Linked DNA regions of Mus musculus: region 1 is linked to region 2. The links are chromatin contacts, found by Hi-C in ENCODE. All regions are on one chromosome and are shown on one strand. The core of a region is the stretch at or near the end of the contact, and the rest is flanking DNA. Distances in the headings are between cores, read along the strand shown. Region 1 overlaps Gm36201 (predicted gene, 36201). Region 2 holds the start of Ptprm (protein tyrosine phosphatase, receptor type, M).

What was found. A loop is a pair of places that touch in the nucleus more often than their neighbours do.
Region 1: a loop to region 2 is called in a map of heart, with 2.7 times the contacts of the local background. The contact joins the enhancer-like site here to the promoter of Ptprm in region 2. A Hi-C loop is called at or near these places in 3 of 37 maps with a recorded cell type or tissue (Patski and heart).

The regions. Positions count from the first base shown.
Region 1 is chr17:67,561,552-67,566,408 of GRCm38, forward strand. Gm36201 (predicted gene, 36201) reads right to left here. Exons shown (of 3, transcript NR_155516.1): 3 at 1-599. Among named protein-coding and RNA genes, the nearest start is that of Gm36201, 65 kb to the right of the region's middle. Within about 2 kb of position 3,536, at least 1 of the 3 ENCODE cell types and tissues checked has a DNase peak (open chromatin) inside an H3K27ac peak, as active enhancers do.
Region 2 is chr17:67,353,178-67,357,605 of GRCm38, forward strand. It overlaps Ptprm (protein tyrosine phosphatase, receptor type, M), which reads right to left and starts at 1,282. Exons shown (of 31, transcript NM_008984.2): 1 at 780-1,282. The coding sequence starts at 852.

The DNA of each region.
Region 1 (4,857 bases), core at 2,286-4,785, 210 kb after region 2:
CCCCAACACAACATCATTTGACATAACTGTCTTTCCAAAGAAACTAGAAGTTCCTACTTCAAGCTTGAGCTATGTGAGACGCTTTCACAAAGAAAGAAATGAACGTCTTTCCCTCTAATGGAAAGAGCAGGGAAAGGCTAGACCTCTCTTAGCCCTGATTAAGAAGGAGAGAGAGGGGTGGTTCGACGTGATGCAGACTGTCTAGAGGTCTACAGACAGACCTGGAAAAGGGGGTGATTATCCTGGAGCTACAGCTTCTCTGTTGTTAAATTTCCCACTCTTTAGCATCCTTTCCACAGAAAACCTGAGAGCCAGCAGTTAGCAGAGGGATTCAGTGGTTACAGGATAGCCCCACAGAAAGTGCTGAGGAGATTCTTCATTGACATCCATCTTCAGGAGCTCAGCACAATGAGGTTTCCACAGGACACCCAATTAGCCTGTGAGCAGGAAATCCTGGTGCTGGTGGTTTCTTCCTCTCCAGAGTGACACCTCCCCCTCCTCTTCCTCAAACGTCACCAGGACCTGGGGCAATGCCTGCACTTTATCTCCAGACGAACACATAGCGTTCCCGCCTACCAAGTCTTTTCTCTGTGAGAAAGCTGTTAAAAGATTAGAGAAAAATCTTAGAATGGAAAGCCAAAAAAAAAAATAGCTTTCATGATCTGTGGTTATACTTTTATGACTTAAAACTGTGGCCCTCAAAAATTAGAAGGAAATAATGAATGTGGACCTAGGAACATGAGGGATGCTCACTGGTTAGGTGTGTCTTCTTGCTCTTCTAGAAGATCATAATTTGATCCCAGGACCCATTCAGGATGGATCACCACTGTCTGTATCTCTGGCTCCAGAGGATCTTACATCCTCTTGCAACCTCTGTGGATACCCATATACATGTGGCAATCAAGCACATAGATGCACACTAATACACATGAGGTAAAAGATGCCCTTACAGACATCTAGATATAAAGACTCTTTGCTTTGATCACTGTCTGAGTCTTCATTGTTATCCCCCACAATGCTTTTCCAAGGGAACCCTGTGTCTCCAGCTACACTGGGCTGCCCCTTCTAACTAACCACAGTGGCTTACACCTCTGACTTGATGTCAGAGCATCCTCATGTCCTGGAGCATCTTTATTTACCTGAATCCTAATGTCCCTTCAAAAGCTAAAAAAACAGCAGCCTTGCAAAAATGATTGCTATGACATCAACAGCCTCTTAGCCATTAAAGGAGACAGAACAGGTCTTGAGTCCCGCCTAGTTCAATCTCTTGAGAAATATCACCCTAAAAAAATTGCATTTCTCAGATTTGTCATTATTTCTCCCTGTTAGTTATTTTCTCTTTTTCTCTCAGTGACACAAATATAGGTCAGATCAAACTGGATTAAAAGCAGACAAACACAGGTTTATTAAGCGCTGCTCCAGAGTGGGTTCATCAAAGAACCGAGCTGAGGAAATCGAGTGTCCAGGCTAAGGCGAGGACATTTTACAGACTTCAGATGAGGAGTGGTGACCTCAACCAGGAGCAGGAATTGTGTCCAATTATGTCAAACGCTCAGGCCCTGGGCTGGCACGTGGGTGGGCCAGACATGTCAGAAAGGCAGGTTTTGTCAGCTGCCAAAAATACAAGATGGGGCTTTTGGCACAAGTCCTTGGCTCAAAGTTTTCTCAATGCAGGTGGGGCTTGGGGAAGAGGGCTGTCTGCCGCTTGTGAGGAACAAGCAAGGGTTCCAGCCTCCAGCCGAACACGCCAGACTCAGGACTCCCATGTTTGAACACAACATGTCAGGGACAGCTTGTTCGCAACAATTAGTAGCCATTTTTAAACATTGCCACTTCTTACAGCAATATCAGCAATTAGAGCTAATGAGAGCCGACAAATTTGCTCAAGGGAAACACTGGAAGAGCCAGAAATCTGTAGTGGATTCTGAAAAGATCCAACATAGTCCTGGAAAATTGAGGGTCAACGTGCATGTTCAAGGTTATATTTCTGCTCAGGAGAGGTAGAAGGCCCTGAACTCCAACTGCTAGCCAACACTGGAATTCTGCTTGGGATTCTACTCAAGCAGGAACTAAGAGCTAAGTGACCCATGAACATGAACCTTCAAGATGATGCTTGTCTGTCCACAGGGCCTGGCCGCATGGGCCAAGGGAAAGTATTGGTTCGAGTCATTCAGAAACATCAGACACTGACATAATCAAACAGATAATTTAGTTGACATGCAACAGTAATGCAGAAAGTTACTAAGCAAAAAAGCAATAACATCTACAACAAAATTTGAGTAGCTTTGGAGGAATGTAAGATGGAGGCATGGCATATTATTGTAAATTTCTAAATAACCAAGTAGTTGTTTTATTATAATTATTTTGAAAAGGGTGTCTGACCCAGACTAATCCCAAACTCCTTAAGGAAGGTAAAGAGGGCCTTGAACTTGTGATTGTTTGGTTGCCATCTCCTAAGTGCTAGAACTATAGGCAAGAACTCCATACACAACCAGTTAATGTGTTGTCAGGGATCAAACACAGCCTTGTGTAGGCTAAGCAAGCATGCTGTCTATGGACCTATATTCTCAGCTCCTACATGTCTGGTTTTAAACAACAAAAATAAGAGTGCAGGGCCCAAACAGGTTAAAAAAGCAGAAACTACAAACTTTTCTTGAGAGAACACGGGCAATAAGTTTACTAGAGAAAAGCCTTTTAATTGTAATATTTTAATGTATCTCCAAGAATTCCAAGCAGGAGTATGTCTTGGACCCAAAAAGAAAAAAGCAAGTTAATTGTCTCATGATTTATTATAAATATAGGTATGTGTGGTATAAAAAGGAAGGAAAAAATTTACATTTCTGATCGTTGATAGCTGCATGCTTTCTGAAAGTTGTGCTTTTTCACATCTGTGCTTCCAGAAAGACAAACAGAAACAGGGCACTGACTGGGCATGAGTGTGTTCATAACCGATGGATGCTGTGAGTTTATTCTTCTTCCCATGGCCTTGTGTACATCTCCCCAAAGTCCATGTGAGCCATAGCCCACGGCTACAGGGCAAATCTGTGGTGCTTAATGGATTTCTTTATAATCCTCCACAAAAGCATGTATTGGTGTTCATCAAACTAAAAGCATGCAATCCATCCGATATTGATATTTATATTAAAAGCACCACAATGTAGATGATTAAATGGTACAAATTTCACAGTGAAAAATTTTGCTTTCGGATTCTAATTAGAACCAAAGCAAACCTATGAATTCTCATTAACCCGTGTGGATTATCTCGTACCTTAATAATATTAAGAAAATTCCTTCCTTCCCTGTGTTGTTCCAAAGGATTCAAGAAAAGAAGATAGGAGTACTTGAATTGGACAGTTTTCTCCCTCCTAGGTTGGGGACAGGCCTGTGCCAGACACAAACACAGCTGTGATCGCCTCTGAAGGTCACCACAGAGGCTCACAGGATGCTGTGGGTGAGACTTAGGGGGCGGGATGTGCTGCTGGGTGACCTTAAGTCCCTTCAGTGTGTCCTGCTATCCCGGGCTATTGTTCTGGAAGGGAGCCAGGGGCTCAGGGCACAGAGGATGCAGGTGGTTCTTTCCAGAAAGGGTCCTTGCCCTGATGCTGGGACCTTGGGTCATAAGAACTGCTACTGGTTTAGGTGAGTTCAGCTGGCAGTGGGGCTTTCTGGCTTGCTCTTTGTTTCTGTTCAACTGCGCCCTTAGAATAGATGCACGTGTGCCAAAGCAAAACCCACACCAGCTAACTGAGCTGATTCAAGTTTGCCAGAGTCACCAACATGCCTCAGCTGAAGTTCATCCCAGGTTCCACCCATGCGACAGGGGAGGTGGCTACCAATGTTATCTCTCAAGCCACGGCTCTGTCCCTATCCTGGTAGCCTTGACCTCTCTACCTGATACGTGAAGAACCTGGCCAGAGAGTGAGGTCTCCCAGGGCAGTGGAGGTAGCTGAGTTAGTGAGGAGTTACTGCAAGCATGGGGACCTAATTTTGGATGCCAGCTCCCATGAAAAAGCTGAGCTGGTCGTTAAGTCTATAACTCTAGGACCGGGGCATCAGAGACAAACAGGCAGATCCCTGTAGGTTGGTGTGTATTCTAGTATTCTAAAGAAGAATTTGGATCAGAAAATAAAAGAGAGGGAGAAGATATCAGATGTCTGCCTCTGGCCGCTATGCACAGGAACAGATATGTTCATATTCACCTACAGGTATCCACACATACTACATATACACAAACATATAGTCACATGTACATAACACTAAACACACACACACACTAAAAAACCAAAAGACTATAACCCTCTTTCCTAGAGGTGACTCTGGAAGAGGGTACCACTCCCATTCCGCTGGAGACAAAAGCTACAGCCTGCTCACAGGAGGGGCCTGGAGCTGGACCCGAAGCTCCATGGAATCTGACCTCTCAGTCCCCTCACCCCACCCAGGATACAAATAAATTAGGAAGAAAGTATTTTCTCCTAGAGTTTGTTAGCTTCCTGCACCTCCAGACTTCCAGCCTGTATGTTGTTCTCCACTCAAGACCGTTTTCATATAAATAAGGGATTCATTGTGACTCCTTTAGCCAGAGTTAAAATTCCATTTAAAAATAAATTGAGTTCCTGAAATATATGTATTGGCAGCTGTGGCTGCCCAGAGCCTGATCGCATTTTGCATTTAACAAGGTGGTGTTTGCCTTGACAGGCTCTGTTCTTCTTCATACATAAATCAGCAGGGGGATGTTGGAAGAACCCAAATCTCTCATCGGTCCCCTCCCTCCAAGTACGCATCCTGAAGCAGGCGAAGAAGTGACTTTTGAGCCGGTGTCATTTCGCAGGACAGTGTTATTTACAGAGTTGGACTGTG
Region 2 (4,428 bases), core at 32-2,531:
GCCTGGGTGAGCACAGCCTCCGGTTGGCTTGATGCACACAGCCAGTACGTGCCCCCTCCTTTCAGCTAGGACCCCCGCGCAGCTGAGCTGGGTTAGCAAGTTGTCCGGACCCGGGCTGCACACCTTTAGGGAGGCCGAGGATGGAATCTGGGCGCTCAGCCACAGTGGCGAGGGCTTGGGGAGCAGCAGATTCCTCTAGGATCTCAGAAACCTCCCGCGGTGCAGAAAGGGAACGCTGGCACAGCGAAGCCGCGCCACAGAGGGGACCCGCTGAGGTCGCCCACCGCGCCGGGCAGGGGGCGGCAGGGATGTCAAGTTTGGGGTGGTCGCCAGCTACACCTCTAGGTTTGACGCTCGCCGCAAGCTCAGCTGAGCACTGGCAGTCCACCGCGGCTGCCTCCAGGGTCGAGAGGCCCGCTCAGCGCCTACTCCCGGCGGCTACAGCTGGGAACTTTAGGCAAAGTTTTCTGCCCTTCCTGCCCAGGCCGCCCAAGAACACTGAGCCCCCATGCACAAGTCCAGGCCCTGAGGGTACAGGGGCCGAGATGGAGGTCCCTGTTTCTGCGCCCGTGCTTGTCCTGCGGGCTCCTGCGTGTACTGTACGGGCTCCGTGGCTCCACAGCTGTTTTCCTCCGGCCATCCGCCAGCCCGGCTCACCCGCTACGCGATGCCGGGTCTTCCCTGCCCCTGCCCGGCCCTGAAGCTCGCCTCGGACTTCTCCCACCCGGGTGTCGCCTACGTCCCAGGCGCCCCGGGAACGGTAGTGGTGTCTCGCTTACCTGAAAATGTTTCTCCGGCCGCAGTTAGCAAAAGTCCAGCTAAAGTCACCAGGCAAGTCCCAAGTGTCCTCATGGTGCTGAGTACGCGCCGGGCCGCCTCGGGGCGGCGGCGGCCGGTAGCCTCGGGAAGCCAAGGGAGACCCGAGCCTAAGCTGCAGGCTGCCAGGGTAGACGCGACAGCAGCGAAACACCAGACCCCAAAGTGACAACAGTTGCACAAGTCCGAAGTCCCGCGGCTCCCGGGCGTGGGGACGGCGTCCTGGATCCTCCTGCCCTCCCGCTGGCCCCCGCTTAGAGTCTGGCGCCACGGGGAGAGAGAGCGGAGGGCGCGCCCGCGGAGCCCAAATCCTCGCTGGGATCCGGTGATGAGCCCGCCTAAGCGCTACCCCTAATCGGGACCGAGCCGCCCGCGGCGCCGTGGCCGTGGCCGTGGCTGTGATCGCGCGCTTGTAGCCCGCCGCCTCTCCCACAGCCCCAGCCACCTCCGGCAGTGGCGCGCCGATGGCCGAGCCCGCGCAGGCTGCGCGCGGGGCTCCTGCTCCGCGACTGACTGGCGATGCCCCGCAGGCCGGCTGGAAGGAGCCCACGTCACGGCCGGGCCGGAGCCGCCGCGGCCCGCTAGAGGGCGCGAGCGCCCGTGTCCCCGGCCCCGGGCCAGCTCGGCCTGCGCGGCGCCTGCGGGCTCTGTGGGGCGGCCACCAGCAAGATGCGGGCGGGACCCGGCGGGCAGGAGCAACCTCCCGGGGCGCCACCCTCGACCCTAGCTCGCCTCCGCAGCGCCTCGGGTTTCCCACGCTGGCCTCGGGGACAGGGACCGCGCCCCAGCCAGAAGTTTGTCCCGGGTCACGGACGGCGAGTAGTTGGAGCGCGCCAGGCACGGGGCGGTAGTGTCCCGGGCGGTGGCGGTGGCGGCTGGCTTGCGAGCGCCGACCAGGAAGAAGCCAGAGCCGCCAGCGCCCAGGGCCGCTTGATCTGCTGCTTTCAAGGGACACACAAGCCTCTGTGCCCGAGCCCCGCGCCTGAGAAGCAGGATGCGCTTCTGCCGCTCCACTGCGTGGTGTCGCCGCCAGTGCGGCCCGGAGCTAGGAAGACAGCAGTTGCATGGAACCATGGATTGGGCAGAACCGAGGATTTCTGCAGCTGGTGCAAATGGAGAGTGTCTTGAAACATTTTAATTTGCCGTTTGGGGTCTGAGACGACTATTTTATTAAGTGAACACAAACGCTATTAATGATTAAATTAAAACTCAAATTCAAGATTTTATTTCATTTTATTTTATTTTATTTTATTTTATTTTATTTTTAAAAGCCGTTCTTCATCTTGCTCAGAGTACAGCCATTAGGGCACCTGTAGGTTATTTACCAAGCTAACTGCGGGCCATGCTGGTTAAACTAAGATCCCAATTTGTGTTGTGATACATGCAAGTAGGTTAGTGCTCAACAAGAGCTCTTACATTGCTTTCCCTGGGGGACCTTTACACTGTCTTTGGCTGCTTAGTGGTGCTTTAAAGACCAAAGAAATAAGTGACTCTCCCACTCCTCTGGTTTAAGGCTCTCTGGTGGCCCCAGAACCGGCCAAAGATGACGTTTGCGATCATCTCCCAGGACATATGTGACCCAGTACTTTTATGTCTTCCAGACCAAACACAAGACCAGCTTGTTTTCAGGCAGGAGTCCTCATGAGGCCTTCCATTCATAAATCTCAGTGTTAACCATTCACTTGCCACTATCCTATGCCGCCACTAGCCTTTATCTGAAAACGAGCCTGCTGGGCTTCTCCTGAACTTGGAAGGGAATTTTTGAAGTCTCATACTTAATTCAAAAGGATCAACAAGTGACAGAGGTTTAATCCGCCACTTGATTTTCTTGATGAAATTATACCTTATAAGATAATTGAGATTTGCTTTTTAAAAGCGAACGGTGACAGACACACCCCCCACCCCATTTTGATGCTTGTGGGTGCATCCGTAAAAAAGGTAAAAACCAACTGCGCTCTCATTGCTTTCCCGTAACATCTTTATGTTGGATGAAGAGATTGATATCATGTAAAACTCCATTCCTCACATGCGTCAATTCTTAATTATGTGTCAATTCTTTCTTTAATTAATAATTAATATTTTTTTTTACATTCCAATTGCTGCCCTCCCCCTCCCCAACAATACAATTACTGCAAACCACAGAGGAGGCATTGTGCTAACTGCTGAAGGCTGTTTTGGGCTGGTGGCTCCTTGAGAAACAGACCCTGGGCTAGGGTGACTTTGACTTGAGGTGATTCCCAAGAAGGAGAGAAAAGAGACTAGGGACAGAATGAGGACAGTGTCTGGTGTACTTGAGAACAGGATGTCAACTCAGCCCCCCTGGATTTAGGTATCTAACTGCTGTCACCACAGTCTACCCTAGTTCTCCACAGAAAGCATTTCTTCCCTCAGGACTTAAAACCTCCTGGGGGCTCTGTGAGTTTCAGCTGTCCCTCTGTTCTTACAGGTGACAGTTCTGAGCTAACTGCACTATTTCCAGTCCATGCTTTAAAGAATGACGGGGGTTTGGTTGTGGCACCCTCTGATTCCTGGGAGCCCTGTTTATTTACTGCCTCAAAGCCACCTTTGGTCTAAATAAAAAGAAAGCAGGGCCTTCCCATGGGGTTGTCCCTGCAGGAGCCTTCCCAGGGAACTTGTCTTTGACTTGTGTTTTCATCTGTAGAGAATTCTCTGTTCAGTCTAACCACTCTCCGGTCACTCCTGCCTCTCTGGGGACAAAGGTGACATTTGCAGAATGGTTGGCCAGAGTGAGGAGTGCTGTCAGGCCAGTTTCTAAGACGAGTGGGTTCTGGGAGAATAAAATCAAAAGCCCAGTCAGTGTCTGGGTTACCAGAGGTTGATCAGGCTGGCAAAGGTGTCTTCTTAATACAGCTTGAAAAAGAACCAACCAGCAATAGGAAGCTTCTTTTTCTTTTTCTTTTTCTTTTTCTTTTTCTTTTTCTTTTTCTTTTTCTTTTTCTTTTTCTTTTTCTTTTTCTTTTTCTTTTTCTTTTTCTTTTTCTTCTTCTTCTTCTTCTTCTTCTTCTTCTTCTTCTTCTTCTTCTTCTTCTTCTTCTTTTTCTTTCTTTTTCTTTCTTTTTCTTTTCCTTTTCTTTTCCTCCTCTTCCTCTTCCTCTCCCCCTCCTCTCTCTCTCTCTCTCTCTCTATCTATCTATCTATATATATATATATATATATACACACACACACACACACACACACACTCATGCACACATTAATAGGGCTTGAACTCAGGGCTTTGAGTATGCTCTGCACATGCATATATAGCATTGTGACACTCGGGCCCTCCAAGGCCCAGGCAGGAAAGGAGACCACTTCTCTTGGTAGATTAGTGGGTAGGGCCGCTGCTGAGATGTGCAGGGACACTACTGTGGACCACAATGATTCCGATGCTAATTTTGCTTCACATCTGTAAAAGTCAAAATGTCAATGGAAACTAATCTGACCATAGCCTGGGTATTCCCCCCCCCCCCCATACTCTGAGTGTTAGGTACACTGACTGGAGGTTAACCACAGGCAGACGGTTTCTAAGACATGCCAATTACCCCAGAGGGATGGCTCTGTTTTTCCAGTCACTTCCATGTGATCCAAAGGAAAATAAATTCCCATTGT